Linked DNA regions of Homo sapiens: region 2 is linked to region 1. Evidence: chromatin loops called from intact Hi-C (ENCODE). Cell type or tissue: PC-9. All regions are shown on one strand.

Evidence for each region. Hi-C counts contacts between places; a loop is a spot of excess contacts. Peaks named below come from ENCODE experiments on the same cell type or tissue, not always from the same donor. Only the 100,000 strongest peaks of a DNase experiment are listed, where the experiment ranks them.
Region 2: it touches region 1 in a loop (4-fold over the local background); 6 of 110 quality-filtered maps call a loop at or near these places.

Annotation. Positions count from the first base shown.
Region 1 is chr14:102,600,804-102,608,803 of GRCh38, forward strand. The region is part of intron 2 of RCOR1 (REST corepressor 1); the gene reads left to right. Among named protein-coding and RNA genes, the nearest start is that of RCOR1, 12 kb to the left of the region's middle. In PC-9, no CTCF peak of the experiment used is centred here; a DNase peak (open chromatin) is centred at 4,458; H3K27ac peaks cover 2,952 bases.
Region 2 is chr14:102,651,610-102,659,609 of GRCh38, forward strand. The region is part of intron 2 of RCOR1 (REST corepressor 1); the gene reads left to right. Among named protein-coding and RNA genes, the nearest start is that of RCOR1, 63 kb to the left of the region's middle. RefSeq lists an enhancer at 1,659-2,158. In PC-9, no CTCF peak of the experiment used is centred here; a DNase peak (open chromatin) is centred at 3,752; H3K27ac peaks cover 2,761 bases.

The sequences.
Region 1 (8,000 bases):
TCGTGATCTGCCCGTCTTGGCCTCCCAAAGTGCTGGGATTACAGGCGTGAGCCACCGCGCCCGGCTGCTAATTTTTGTATTCTTAGTAGAGATGGTATTTCGCTGGCTGGGCATGGTGGCTCACACCTGTAATCCCAGCACTTTGGGAGGCCGAGGCAGGCGGATCACTTGAGGTCGGGAGTTCAAGACCAACCTGGCCAACATGATGAAACCCCTCTCTACTAAAAACACAAAAATTAGCTGGGCGTGGTGGTGCATGCCTGTAATCCCAGCTACTCAGAAGGCTGAGGCAGGAGAATTGCTTGAACCCAGGCTGCAAAGGTTGCAGTGAGCGTAGATGGCACCACTGCACTCCAGCCTAGGTGACAAAGTGAGACTCTGTCTCAAAAAAAAAAGACGGGGTTTCACTATGGTGGCCAGGCTGGTTTCGAACTCTTGACCTCAGGTGATTGACCCGCCTTGGCCTCCCAAAGTGCTGGGATTACAGGCTTGAGCCACCGCACCCGACCAAACACTGATTTAATACTAGGCAATATTTGCTTCAGGTACAGCTAAAGCCTCATTCCCGCCTTCTTTCTTCATTAATTCACAGTTGGTTTATATTATTTCTGTGATAGTTTGCATCTTCTGAGAAGCAGATGACAAGACAGAATTAGATGTGCAAGAGGTTCATTAGGGTATGCTTGTGAAGGATAAAGAGAGGAAGGAGGTGTAGGTGGCAAGAGCCTTTACACTGGAAGCATGTGTGACACCTGTGAAAGAAGAGAGGGAAGGAATGATGATTAATGATTGATAGAGGAACCTCAAACTGCAGTGCAGCTTGCAGTTCAGAGAAAATCTCAGCCAGAGTAGATTGTTAGAAGAGTCTGTTGGGCAGGAATGGTCCTTCTTTGTGAACATCTGCTGTGTTCAGTCATTGGCTGGGAGCAGCCTAGAGTAGCCTAGCCTTGGTATGGGTGCTGTAGTAGATTTCTGGTAGCTGGGGCTGTCAGTTAACTACACTCCTTGCAACATTTTCTCTCTTGAAGGGAAATCTGAGTGGCACACTCAAGGCTGTCAGAATTCCCATACGTGTTTTTGTACTTAAATACATGTGTGTAATTCCAGCACTTTGGGAGGGTGAGGCGGGAGGATCACCTGAGATCAGGAGTTCGAGACCAGCCTGGCCAACATGGCGAAACCCCGTCTCTACTAAAAATATAAAAATTAGCTGGGTGTGGTCGCGGGTACCTGTAATCCCAGCTACTTGGGAGGCTGAGGCGGGAGAATTGCTTGAGCCCGGGAGGCGGAGATTGCAGTGAGCCGAGGTTGTGCCACTGCACTCCAGACTGGACGACAGAGCTAGACTCCGTCTCAAAAAAAAAAAAAAAGTGATAATATGTTTTCTTGTTATTGTTAGTGTTTTTGTAAATGGAATAATCTATGCTATTCATGTACTTTTATGCTTTCCAAACAAGTACATTTCCACTAGCAAGGTAAACAACTTTGTTTTCACCTTGTCTTCGTCATGGTGTTAGTTAGGTTATTAATTTTTTTTAAATGCTATCCTTTAATGGCTTATATTAGCATTTTTTTCTTTTCTTTTCTTTTCTTTTTTTTTTTTTTTTTTTGGAGATGGAGTTTCGCTCTTGTTTTGTTCCCCAGGCTAGAAATGCAGTGACGCAGTCTCCTCTCACTGTAACCTCCGCCTCCCCGGTTCAAGTGATTGTCCTGCCTCAGCCTCCCGTGTAGCTAGGATTACAGGCATGTGCTACCACGCCTGGCTAATTTTAAAAAATATTTTTAGTAGAGAAGGGGTTTCACCATGCTGGCCAGGCCGGTTTTGAACTCCTGACCTCAAGTGATCTCCCGCATCGGCCTCCCAAAGTCCTAGGATTACAGACGTGATCCACTGTGCCTGGCCTCTTCTTTCTTTTTTTGTAGACTTGATATCGTTCTGCCTCTTAGGCTGGAGTGCAGTGGCATGATCACAGCACACTACAGCCTCAGCCTCCAGGGCTCAAGTGATCCTCCTGTCTCAGTTTCCTGAGAAGCTGGGACTACAGGCATGAGCCAGTATGCCTGACTGATTTTTGAACTTTTTGTAGAGACGGGGTTTTGCCAAGTTGCCCAGACTGGTCTCCAACTCCTGGGCTCAACCAGTCCTTCTGCTGTGTCCTCCCAAAGTGTTGAGATTACAGGCATGAGTCACTGTGCCTGTAATTAAGTTTTCCAATTAATGATGAGGTTAAGTGTCTTATGTTTTTAATTTTTAATTTTTAATTTTTTTAAGACCTTTTTTTTCCCCTTTTTTGAGATGAGTTCTTACTCTTGTCGCCCAGGCTGGAGTGCAGTGGCGTGATCATAGCGTACTGTAGCCTTGAACTTCTAGGGCTCAAGTGATCTTCATACCTCAGTTTCTGGAGTAGTTTGGACTACAGTTGTTCACCACCACACCCAGCAAAGAATGTGACAAAAAGTACTAAGTGTGTTTTAGCTAAGTATCGATAAGAAAAGAGTGTCTTTTTATTTATTTTTTATTTGTTTATATGTACTTTTTGAGACAGGGTCTGGCTCTGTCATCCAGGCTGGAGTGCAGTTGTGTAATTTTGGCTCCCTGCATCCTCAGCCTCTCAGGCTCAAGTAATCTTCCCACCTTGGCCTCCGGAGTAGCTGGGTTTATAGGCTCTTGCCACTATGCCCAGCTAATATTTGTATTTTTTGTAGAGATGGGGTTTCAGGTTTTGTTGGTCTTAACCCTGGCCCAGGGGTGTCTGTAAATTTTTTTTTCTTTTTTTTGCCACTCAGTTTCCTCCTGTGAATGTATCTTTCTTTTGCTATTTTTCTTTTTTTTCCCCCTTAGGGTCTTGCTCTGTTGCCCAGGCTGGAGTGCGGTGGCTTAATCTCAGCTCACTGCAACCTTCATCTCCTGGGCTCACATGATCCTCCCACCTCAGCTTCCGAGGTAGCTGGGACTACAGGAGTGTGCCACCACGCCTGGCTAATTTTTGTGTTTTTTTGTAGAGACAGGGTTTCACCATGTTTCCTAGGCTGTTTTGCTGTTTTTCTATAGGGTGTTGGTTTTTATAGGTTTTGGTTTTTTGTATGGATTTGTGTGAGTTCTTTTTATTTATATATTTGGATATTCTTTGTTAGAATTGCACATATGTTTTTTGTTTTTTCTTTAATATTATGTGTGTTGCGGGGAGGAGGATTGAGTTTATTTGACTAGGAAGGGATAAAAATACATTCCTGACTGGAGACTGTACTCAGAGATTGGTCTTGGTGTATACCCCTGATTTCTAAGATGAATGTTACTGAGAATTGACAATTTTTTTTGTTGATTGTTGTGTTTCCACTAAGTTATTCATCTCATTTTGGCCTGCTATTAGCTAGTTGACCCAAATCACAGTGCTGGATGACTTGAAAAGCTCTGATTTAATTTTTGCCTAGTATATAGTTATAGTAGCATATAGGTTAAAGGTTAAAGTTACAGCTTTGATCCTATAATGGTCAGTTAGTTTCCCACGAAAGGTTAAAATGCTATAGACTAAAACTAACAGCTGTCTTAGGGATTTGCCACTCCTTATAAGGCAATGGGTAGTGTGTGGATAGGGAGGTACAACTTGTCATCACTAACAAAACCCTCGAAAGAATGATCTATCCAGGTTGCTTACTCTGTGCCAGGCTAGTTTTAACACACATCAAATCATTTGACCCTCACAACAGTCATATGATGTAAAGTTACTATCTCCATTTTCCAGATGAGGAAACAGAGGCATTGAGAGGCTTAGTCTTATGGTTGAACCTAATAACTTGCCGTGGTAATCCAGTCCGAGAGGCCCTCAGCTGTAAGAGGCACCTTTATTTTATGTTTCAGTAAGAAAGGAAAAGGATCAACAAGATAGACTGTTAATTTTAAGTATTATAAGAATTCTGATTTATAAGTATAATCAGAATTCAATTTAGTGTATTTTAGAGAGGGTCAGCCAGAATCCTCTTTAAGAGAAAACACTTAGGCTGGGTGCAGTTGCTCACTCCTGTAATCCCAGCACTTTGGGAGGCTGAGGCAGGTGGATCTCCCAAGGTCAGGAATTCAAGATCAGCCTGGCCAAAATGGTGAAACCCTGTCTCTACTAAAAATACAAAAAATTAGCCAGGCTATAATCCCAGCATTTTGGGAGGCTGAGGCGCGAGAATTGCCTGAACCTGGGAGGTGGAGCTACAGTGAGCCGAGATCGTGCCACTGCACTCCAGCCTGGGTGACAGAGCAATATTCCATCTCAAAAAAAAAAAAAAAAAAAAAAGGAAAAGAAAAAACACTTAGGAGCAAGACTTTATTGGATCCATTGATTAGTTGTTTCCATGTGGCCCCAGGTGTTGGGGAATTTTATGTTTCGGGTTGCCAGAGCCAACTTGTAGTCCAGTTACATTCCTCTTCTTCCTGGCAGTGAGAACACCGGTGAAATGGGAGGTGGTTAGCTTGGTTGCCTGGGGACAAATTGGACTGAGTTGCTTTATTCCTGCATGTATGTTGAAATAGTCATCTTCACAACTTAGAATATAGTTGGAGTTTTTTTTAGAAGAGCCATTTATTTTGATGGTGTGACTGAAGGCTATACATACAGTCATGTATTGCAAAACAAATGTCATTTTGGTCAAGGACAGTGGTCCCATAAGATTATAATGGAACTAAAAAATTTCTGTCGCCTAGTAACTTCACCTTGTCTATAGTGCAACAGCGTGTAGCATTACTTAGGTGTTTGTGTGGTGTTGGTGTAAACAAACCTACTGCACTGCCAGTCTTACAAAATCTAGCACATGGAGTTATGTATAGTACATAGTACTTGGTAATGACAATAACTGTATTACTGGTTTGTGGATTTACTATGCTATACTTTGTATGGTTATTTTAGAGTGTATTCCTACTTATAAAAATTATCAGTTTGCTGTAAAACAGCCTCAGGCAGGTCCTTCAGGAGGTATTCCAGAAGGAAGGCATTGTTACTCTAGAATATGACACCTCCATGGGTCTTATTGCCTCTGAAGACCTTCCAGTGGGACAAGGAAGGTATGGAGTTGGAAGATGGTGATATTGATGATCCTGACTGTAGGCTAGGCCAATGTGTGTGTCTTTGTGGTTTTTTTTGTTTTTGTTTTTGAAATGGAGTCTCGCTCTGTTGCACAGGCTGGAGTCCAGTGGCATGATCTCGGCTCACTGCAACCTCTGCTTCCCTGCTTCCAGTGATTCTCCTGCCTCAGCCTCGTGAATAGCTGGGATTACAGGTGCGCGCCACCATGCCTGGCTAATTTTTGTATTTTTAGTAGAAATAGGGTTTCATCATATTGGGCAGGCTGGCCTTGAACTCCCGACCTCAAGTGATCTGCCTGCTTCGGCCTCCGAAAGTGCTGGGATTACAGGCATGAGCCACCGTGCCCGGCCTAATTTTTGTATTTTTAGTAGAGACGGGGTTTTGCCATGTTGGCCAGGCTGGTCTTGAACTCCTGACCTCAGGTGATTTGCCTGTCTTGGCCTCCCACAGTGCTGGGATTACAGGTGTGAGCCACTGCACCTGACTGTATTTACACCCATACTCTCCCTGAAGGTTGTAGTTCCTGCCCTGCTTTACTTTTACTGGCATAGAAGCTGCTGGGCTTGGTGTTCTGCTTTCAAACTTAGCGTGGATATAGGGAGTTCAGCGGGGAGGAAGAGAAGAGTAGGTGCTTAACTAGTTTTGATCTTACTCAGTACCAGAGAGTGTTCTGGGAGCTAGTGGTGTCATGTATGTCTGATTTCTTTGAGGGTGGTAGCGTAGTTTTTTGAACCACCAAATCAGGTTTTAAGTTTTTTTTTTTTTTTTGGAGGGGAGATAGGGTCTCACCCTGTCCCCCAGGCTGGAGTGCAGTGGCGGGAACATGGCCCACTGCATGCAGCCTTGACTTCTTGGGCACCAGTGATCCTCCTGCCTCAGCCTCCCAGGTAGCTGGGATTACAGGTGTGAGGCACTGCACCTGGCTGTTAAGTATTATCTAGTATAAACTCGTCAGAGCTAAATAGGGGCTGAATTTTCTAAGAATATGTGCTTGGTTTGGGTCTTTTCTTGAATAGGCTTTTGTTTTTGTTTTTTTGATTTTTTTGGGTTTTGTGTTAGTTTTTTTTTTTTTTTTTGAGACGAAGTCTCACTCTGTCGCCCAGGCTGGAGTGCAGTGGTGTGATCTTAGCTCACTGCAGCCTCTGCCTCCCGGATTCAAGTGGTTCTCCTGCCTCAGCCTCCCAAGTAGCTGGGATTATAGGCATGCTCCACCACGTCTGGCTGATTTTGTATTTTTAGTAGAGACGGGGTTTTTCCATGTTGGTCAGGCTGGTCTCGAACTTCTAACCTTAGGTGATCCGTCTGCCTTGGCCTCCCAAAGTGCTGGGATTATAGGCGTGAGCCACCGCGCCCGGCTGAGTAGGCATTTTTTAATGGACATTTGATAAGGACCAAGTGCAACTGTATATCAAATGGAAATCTAGGGAAAAATTGTCTTTTAAATTGCAGTTAAAAGCTGATTATCCCTATTGTCTCTTGCTTTCCTTATAATGAATTTGTATAAATTGGAGATGCACATCTTGCATAGATGTGTTTTCTTTTTTTTATATAAAGTGGTGCAAGTCACATCACAAAATTGACTATTTTTTGGCCAGGTGTGGTGACTCATGCGTGTAATCCCAGTGCTTTGGGAAGCTGAGGCAAGTGGGTCACCTGAGGTCAGGAGTTTGAGACCAGCCAGGCCAATATGGTGAAAACCTGTCTCTACTAAAAATAGAAAAAAGCTAGCCAGGCGTGGTTGCTCATGCCTGTAATCCCAGCACTTTGAGAGGCTGAGGTGGGCAGATCACGAGGTCAGGAGTTTGAGACCAGCCTGGCCAACATGGTAAAACCCCATATCTACTAAAAGTATAAAAATTAGCCGGGTGTGGTGGCACCTGCCTTTAATCCCAGCTACTCAGGAGGCTGAGGCAGGAGAATCGCTTGAACCCGGGAGGTGGAGGCTGCAGTGAGCTGAGATCGTGCCACTGCACACTAGCCTGGGCAACAGAGCGAGACTCTGTCTCAAGAAAAACCACAAAGTACAAAAAATTAGCCAGGTGTGGCGGTGCACGCCTCTAATCCCAGCTACTTGGGAGGCTGAGGCAGGAGAATTGGTTGAACCGGGGAGGCAGAGGTTGCCATCAGCCGAGATCACGCTACTGCACTCAAGCCCGGGCGAAACAGAGAGACTCCATCTCAAAAAAAAAAACAACAAAATTAACCGTTTTACAATGAACAATTCAGTGGCATTCAGTGCACTCGCATTGTTGTGGAGCCACTGCCCTTGTCTAGTTCCGAAACATTTTCATCACCCTAAAAAGAAAATCTCACATGTGTTAGAATGAAGAATGAGTTACTTCTTATTCTCCATTCTCAGTACCAGGCAACCACTAACCTGCTTTTTGTTTCTGGATTACTTATTCTGGAACTTTCACGTAAATGGGTATGTGACCTTCATGTCTGGCTTCTATCACTTAGTGTAATGTTTTCAAGGTTCATTCATGTTGAAGCTTGAGTCAGTATTGGTACTTTCTGTGCTTCATTGCTTTTGTTTTGTGTTGTTGTTTTTTTTGTTTTGCCTTGTTTTTGTTTTTTGAGATGGAGTCTTGCTCTGTCGTCCAGGCTGAAGGGCAGTGGCGTGATCTCAACTCATTGCAACCTCTGCCTCCCTCGTTCAAGCGATTCTCCTGCCTCAGCCTCCCAAGTAGCTGGGATTATAGGTGCGCACCACCATGCCTGGCTGATTTTTGTATTTTTAGTAGAAATGGGGTTTCACCATTTTGGCCAGGCTGGTCTTGAGCTCCCGACCTCAGGTGATACACCTGTCTCGGCCTCCCAAAGTGCTGGGGTTACAGGTGCCTGGCCTAATTTTAAAATTTTTTTTTTGTGGAGAGACGGGGTTTGTTTATGTTGGCCAGGCTGGTCTCTAACTCCTGACCTCAAGCA
Region 2 (8,000 bases), 51 kb after region 1:
AAGTGAACTGATTTATTTTATATTTATGTATCTTATTTTTTGGCTTGTTGACCAGAAGTGAATTGATATGAATAAGCACACTTGCAAAATAAATGGGTTATTTATTTATTTATAGAGACAGGGTCTTGCTTTGTTTCCCAGGCTAGAGTACAGTGGCACCATCATAGCTCACTACTGCTGCTGGCAACTTCTGGGCTCAACGGGTCCTCCTGTCTTGACCTCCCAAAGTGCTGGGATTATAGGCATGAGCCGTCATGCCTGGCCCCCTAATTATTTAGATAGCCCTGTAGACCTGATTTCTTGTGGCTGAAGGTCTCTCAAATTGATTCTCAGTAGGCTTCATAAATAAAAGGGAACTTACACTGGAGGATCTTTATGCTGAATTGGCTTAGAATAAGTAGAAATTGCTAGGAATGTTTTATTTTTGTTTATTTAATTTGCTAAATCTGCTTTAGATATGAGCCTTGTAACTGGATTTCTTAAAAGTGTCCTTATGATTGAATCTATTTGTGGTGTTTGGATTGATTATTTTAAGTTCCTACTATGTACCAGACGTTTGCTACTTGTTTTAACTTGCTGTTTAATCTCTTTGAAGAAGGAACTGTTTCCTCCATTTTTATAGAAGAGAAAATTGAAACTTAAAGAGATTAGAGAACTCTCCTTCAGTCTAGGCAGAGCTGGGATTCCATTTCAGGACTGTTATGCTACACCAAATAAATGCTTGCTGCGTTAAAGAATGACTTAACAGTGAACACCTTAAGTCTTCATTGCCCAGTTACGTGAATGGAAGAAAGGCTGAGCAGTGAATTACAAACACTCTCTCCTCTAGTCTTCTGGCAGTGTTCCTTTACCTAATTCTGTGTCCTCAAACGCCCTGTTTTCTTTAGGTGATTATATTATTTGTTTCTTTTAAGCTTGCCTGTCTGCTTGTTCTTCTGAACAGTTCCCTTCAAATGTTACACCATCCACCCACATCTGTATTTCAGTATTTTATTGTGTCCTTTCATTGAGACTCTAATTTGGGTGAAAATTCTCCAAACTACATTTCTTTTTAGCATATTCTATTTTTGTCACCTAGAATCAGCCTCCCAGCTGACTTTTTCCCATAGATACGTAACAACCACCTGCTTTAACATTTTCTATCTTCCACTTAACAAAAATATTACTGTTGATAAATAATGAATACTTAGCATGTATAACTGTGCAAATAAAATGGGAGGAATGTGTATCGGGAAGATTTGAGGGGAGTGTGGATAAAAAACTGTTTGAAAATACCAGCTGTTGAATTTTATAGTGTTACTCTTTTTATTTTTATTTTTTAGTTTTATTATTACTATTTTTTGAGATGGAGTTTCGCTTTGTCGCCAGGCTGGAGTGCAGTGACGTGATCTTGGCTCACTGCAACCTCTATCTCCTGGGTTCAAGCGATTCTCCTGCCTCAGCCTCCCGAGTAGCTGGAACTAGAGGCGCGCGCCAGCCAATTTTTGTATTTTTAGTAGAGACAGGGTTTCACCATGTTGGCAAGGATGATCTCGATCTCTTGACCTCATGATCTTCCTGCCTCGGCCTCCCAAAGTGCTGGGATTACAGGCGTGAGCTACTGCACCCAGCCTATTATTATTTTTTAATTGAGACTTGTCTTACTTTCACCCAGGCTGGAGTGTAGTGGTGCAATCTTGCCTCACTGGAGCCTCCGCCTCCTGGGCTCAATCGATCCTCCCACCTCAGCCTCCTGAGTAGCTGGGACCACAGGCACTCGCTACCGTGCCCAGCTAATTTTTTCTATTTTTGGTAGAGACAGGGTTTTGCCACGTTGTCCAGGCTGGCCTCGGCTTCCCAAAGCGTTGGGATTACAGGCATGAGCCACCACGTGCAGCCTATAGTGTTATTCTTTAGTAGTTCCTAAAAGGCTTGTGTTAGATGTTTATAGCTGATAGTTGTGGTTTGAATCTGTGTCCCCAGCCAAATCTTGTGTCGAATTGTCATCCCCAGTGTTGGAGGTGGGGGCCCATGATTGGATCATGGGGGTGGATATCCCCCTTGGTGCTATTTTCATGATAGTGAGTGAGCTCTCGGGCGATCGGGTCGTCTAAAAGTGTGTAGCACCTCCCTCTTGTCTCTCTTGCTCCTCCTCTGGCCATGTTATATGTGCTTGCTTTCCCTTTGCCTTCCACCATGATTATAAGTTTACTGAGGCCTCCCTAGAAGCTGAGCAGATGCCAGCATCATGCTTCCTGTACAGCCTGCAGAACCTTGAGCCATTGAAACCTCTTCTCTTTATAAATTACCTAGTCTCATCTCAGGTATTTCCTTCTTTCTTTCTTTCTTTCTTTCTTTCTTTCTTTCTTTCTTTCTTTCTTTCTTTCTTTCTTTCTTTTTTTTTTTTTTTTTTTTGAGACGGAGTCTGGCTCTGTCGCCCAGGCCGGAGTGCAGTGGTGCGATCTCCACTCACTGCAAGCTCTGCCTCCCGGGTTCACGCCATTCTCCTGCCTCAGCCTCCCGAGTAGCTGGGACTACAGGTGCCTGCCACCACGCCTGGCTAATTTTTTGTATTTTTAGTAGAGACAGGGTTTCACCGTGTTAGCCAGGATGGTTTCGAACTCCTGACCTCAGGTGATCTGCCCGCCTCAGCCTCCCAAAGTGTCGGGATTACAGGTCTGAGCCATTGCGCCCGGCCAGGTATTTTTTTATAGCAGTGTGAGAACAGACTAATACAATAGCCATCATGTAAAATACAGTTTCCATTTTGAGCCAGGCACTTGGGTAAAAATGAAGAGTAGGTAAAAGACAAGATGTAGTTCTAATTTGAGCTTGTCATTTAGTATTTGAGTAATGCCGCATAATGGCTGTGGGTTTCCGATGACACACACCTTTTCATGATGTGGGTGGCCTAGGGAGTAGTGTGTTTGTTGGAACCACAGTTCTCTGCAGAGGGAATATGATTAAGTCTGATCTTTGTAATTTAGAATTAATGAGGCCAGGCGCACTAGCTGACACCTGTAATACCAGCACTTTGAGAGGCGAAGATGGGGAGGATCACTTGAGCCTGAGTTTGAGACCAGCCTGGGCAAGATAGTGAGAACCTGTCTCTACAAGAAAATAAAGAAAAAAATTTTTAAAAAAAGAAAAAAAATATAGAATTGGTATCTTGGCCACACCTCTTTCCCTGTGGTTGAGTTTTTTTTTTTTTTTTTTTTCCTGTTCTTTTCCTTTTTTTTTGAGACAAGATCTCTTCGTCACCTAGGCTGGAGTGCAGTGACATGATCAAGGCTTGCTGCAGTGTCAGTCTCCTGGGCTTAAAGGATCCTCCTGTCTCAGTCTCCCAAGTAGCTGGGACTGGAGGTAGGTGACACTAGCCTGGCTCACTTTAAAAACATTTTTTGTAGAGATAAGGTCTTGCCATGTTGCCCAGGGTGGTCTCAAACTCCTGGCCTCAAGCCATCCTCCCTCCTCAGCCTCCCAAAGTGCTGGGGTCTCTGGCATTCACCACCGCGGACAACCTTTTTTTTTTTTTTTTTTTTTTTTTAAGCTAAATTTTGTTGAATATTTGGATAGGCAATACAGGCATATGGTACAAAATTAAAAGATGCAAAAGGGTTATGCACAAGAGAAGTACATTTCTTAGGCATTCCTGGCCTTCCATTTTCCCTTCCTGGAGGCAGTTTTCTGATTTATTTTCTACAAGGATTCTGTTTAAATACTGGAGAATATCTGACCTGTTGTACTTTACTTTAGAATGGCAGGAAGCTGAATGACTCATGGGCATTTTTCCCTTTGTGAAGCTCATTGACATTCCTTCCTCTCAATACCTTAACTATGGCATGTTTTATAATTTGCTTTTGTTTTTGCTTTATCACAGTATTTTCCTATGTTTTTTATAGTCTTAATTTTTAAGCACTGCTTTAGGTATCTATTAATAGTTCAGAAAGTTGCGAAGATTACAAGCTCATATTTGTGAAAGTGTCTGGCACATAATAGGTGATCAATAAATATTTCCTTCTAGCTTGTCTGTCCCCTATCTCCCACTGGTTGTATGTATGAAACAAAAAAATGAAGGAGAAGGCTGAGCATAGTGGCTCATACCTGTAATCCTAGCACTTTGGGAGGCTGAGGCGAGCGAATTGCCTGAGGTCAGGAGTTAAAGACCAGCCTGGCCAACATGGTGAAACCCCGTCTCTACTAAAAATACAAAAATTAGCCGGGTGTGGTCACAGGCGTCTGTAATCCCAGCTACTCAGGAGGCTGAGGCAAGAGAATTCCTTGAACCTGGGAGGTGGAGGTTGCGGTCAGTCGAGATCGCGCCACTGCACTCCAGCCTGGGCAACAGAGTGAGACTTTTTGTCACACACACACACACACACACACACACACACACACACGTGAAATAAACCTATGAACCAACTAATGCAGTGGATTCCAAAATTAAGATTAAGCTTGTGTAAGTTGTAATGTTTCTTGATGTACCCATTTATTTGAGTGGAAACAGATTCTTTTCATTCTTTGAAATCACTTTGCTGAGATTTTTTTATTTTTTTTATTTTTTTTTTGGAGACAGAGTCTCGCTGTGTCGCCCAGACTGGAGTGCAGTGGTGTGATCTAGGCTCACTGCAACCTCCACCTCCCGGGTTCAAGCGATTCTCCTGCCTCAGCCTCCTGAGTAGCTAGGATTATAGGCATGTGCCACCACACTCAGCTAATTTTTGTATTTCAGTAGAGGTAGGGTTTCACCATGTAGGCCAGGCTGGTCTCAAACTCCTGACCTCAAGCGATCCGCCTGCTCAGCCTCCCTGAGTATTGGGATTATAGGTGTGAGCCACGGTGTCCCGCCAAGCTGAGACATTTTTAAGAAAATGTTTCTGTTTTTTTGTTTATTTGTTTGTTTTGAGATGGAGTCTCACTCTGTCACCCAGGCTGGAGTGCAGTGGTGCCATCACTGCAACCTCTGCCTCCTGGGTTCAAGCAATTCTCCTGTTCCAGCCTCCTAGGTAACTGGGACTGCAGGCTTGCCACCATATACCTGGCTGATTTTTTGTATTTTTAGTAGAGATGGGGTTTTACCATGTTGGCCAGGCTGGTCTTGAACTTCTGACTCAAGCGATCTACCCACCTCAGCCTCCCAAAGTGCTGGGATTACTCCCACAGCACCTGCTCAGAAAAGGTTTCTTTTCTTTTCTTTTTTTTTTTGAGATCAGGTCTCACTCTGTCGCCCAGGGTGTAGTGCAGTCGCGCAATCTCAGCTCACTGCAACCTCCGCCTTCCAGGTTCAGGTGATTCTCTTGCCTCAGCCTCCCAAGCAGGTGGGATTTCAGGCATACACCACCATGCATGGCTCATTTTTGTATTTTTAGTAGAGAGGGGTTTCACCATGTTGGCCAGGATGGTCGCGAACTCCTGACCTCATGTGATCCACCCGCATCAGCCTCCCAAAGTGCTGGGATTATAAGCGTGAATCACTGCACCTGGCTAGAAACATCTTCTAAAGCCTAATCTTTTTTTTTTTTCCTTATATAATTTAGGTTGACTATGTAAACCCAAAACACATAGGGTAGAAACTCGTGAAAAATATTTTTGAGGATATCTTTGCAAAGTGTTGTGCCTCACGGTGCTGGATATGGATGTGTGCTTAGTGTCAGTGCATAGATTTAGGATTTCCCACCTGTATGTATGCTTTTGGTGAGTCCTTTTAGGCGATATGTCCTCATGTTCAAGGAGTAATGGCATACTGGTTCATTTAAACCCATGTTTTAATCCTAATTTAAGACCGATTTACTTCTTCTTGGAGCTAATTTCTTAACTTTTCTGATGATGTTTTTGTTGCTTAAGTTAAGACTAATATAACACAGAAGTCTTACTCATCCTTTTTGATATTAGAGATTTTGGTTTATTAATCTAGTGGAATTTTAAATATCATTTTACATGTTTACTCTCAAGATCTGATGATTGACTGACTGGGTGCAGTGGATCACACCTGTAATCTCAGCACTTTGGGAGGCCAAGGCGGGCAGATCACTTGAGGTCAGGAGTTCGAGACCAGCCTGGCTAACATGGTGAAACCCTGTCTGTAGTAAAAATACAAAAATTAGCCGGACTTGGTGGTGCGTGCCTGTAATCCCAGCTACTGGGGAGACAGAGGTGAGAGAATCACTTGAACCCCAGAGGCGGAGGTTGCAGTGAGCCTAGATCACTCCATTGCACTCCAGCCTGGGCGACAGAGTGAGACTCCGTCTCAAAAAAAAAAAAAAAAAAAAAGAAGATTGAATTAAGGGCAAACTTGGAACAGGCCAGTTTCCCATTATATTGCCTCTCTGAAACAAGTGAAAGAGTTTTCTTTATGAGGGGTGTTCTTTTTAATTTAATTTAATTAATTTTTATTTATTTATTTTGAGACAGAGTCTTGCTCTGTTGCCCAGGCTGGAGTGCAGTGGCATGATCTCGGCTCACTGTAACCTCTGCCTCCCAGGTTCAGGTGATTCTCCTGCCTCAGCCTCCCAAGTAATTGGGATTACAGATGCCCACCGCCACACCCAGCTAATTTTTGTATTTTTAGTGGAGACGGGGTTTCACCATATTGGTGAGGCTGGTCTTGACCTCTGAACCTCAGATGATCTACCCACCTCGGCTTCCCAAAGTGTTGGGGTTACAGGTGTGAGCCACTGTGCTGGGCCTTCTTTTTAAAAAAGGTTTTTCTGGCCAGGTGCGGTGGCTTTAATCCATATGTGTGAGACCAGGCACGGTGGCTCATGCCTGTAATCCCAGCACTTTGGGAGGCAGATCACCTGAGGCATGAGAAGTGCTTGAACTAGGGAGGTAAGAAGTTGCAGTGAGCCAAGATCACACCATTGCACTCCAGGCTGGGTGAGAGTGAGACTCTGAAAAAAATAATAATAAAAATGGTTTTCTTACTTTTATGACTTGAATTATGGAAAGTTTTTAGAATGTGACTCTTTTCTCAGGAACAGGATGGCTACCTACCTACCCCCCATCCTTTTCCTGTATGCTATGGATTATCAGACCCCTCACTTGGGTTCCTCTTACATCACCAAGGTGTGCTTGTCAATACCCAGAAACCAACACTGATACATTACTAAGTTCCACATTTTATTTAGATTCCAATAGTTTTCCCATTAATGTCCATTTCTGTTCTAGAATCCAATCCAGGTTACTGTATGCATTGCATTTAATTATGATGTCTCCCCAGTTTGCTGTTTTTCACATGACTAGACTAGGGTTATGAATTTGGGGAATTCATATGATTGGAGTGGTGGGAGGTGTAGTGCATGCTACTCCATGATTTATTGCTGGTAATGTTAATCGTGGCCAAGGTTGTTTCCCTACTGTATACACTCACCACCTTCCATACTTATTTTTTTGGAAACAAGTTAGTAAGTCCAACCTACACTCAAGTCGGGGAGATTTAAGCTCCATCTCCTAGAGGGGAGTGGGGAATATTTACATAAATTATTTGAAATTCTCCCACGAGGAAGCTGCTTTTTCTAGGAAAGGTCTTTGCCCGTTATTCTACCGACTTACTGGACTTTTTATTTGACTTTTTAAAAAGAAGCTCTTTAGATAAAATCTCCATAAATACTTAGATAAATTACTGCAATTTTATATTTGCATATGAACAAGTGGAGTTTTGTTGATGCAGGGTTGCATTGGCCTTCACTATCAAAACAAATGTCTCATCTGATCAGCATTTATAAATAGTGAGGTACCAGAATCATTAAGGCTCATAAAGTCTTCCGTTTTTATTTTGGCTATTCTGGTGGTGGGTAACAATATTAACAACAATAAAAATTCATCTTATTTTACTGGAGATTCCTGCAAAGTGGCAGAATACCAGGACAAGGAACCAATTCTGGCACACATGTGTCAAACAAGAAAGCTCTGGGAATGTAATAATGTAATAAAGTGTGGTCGAGAGAGCTCTGGGCTGGAATAGGCATGGGGTCCTTGACACTATCACCTCTGCCAAGACACTTCATGTGTATGGTTTCCCC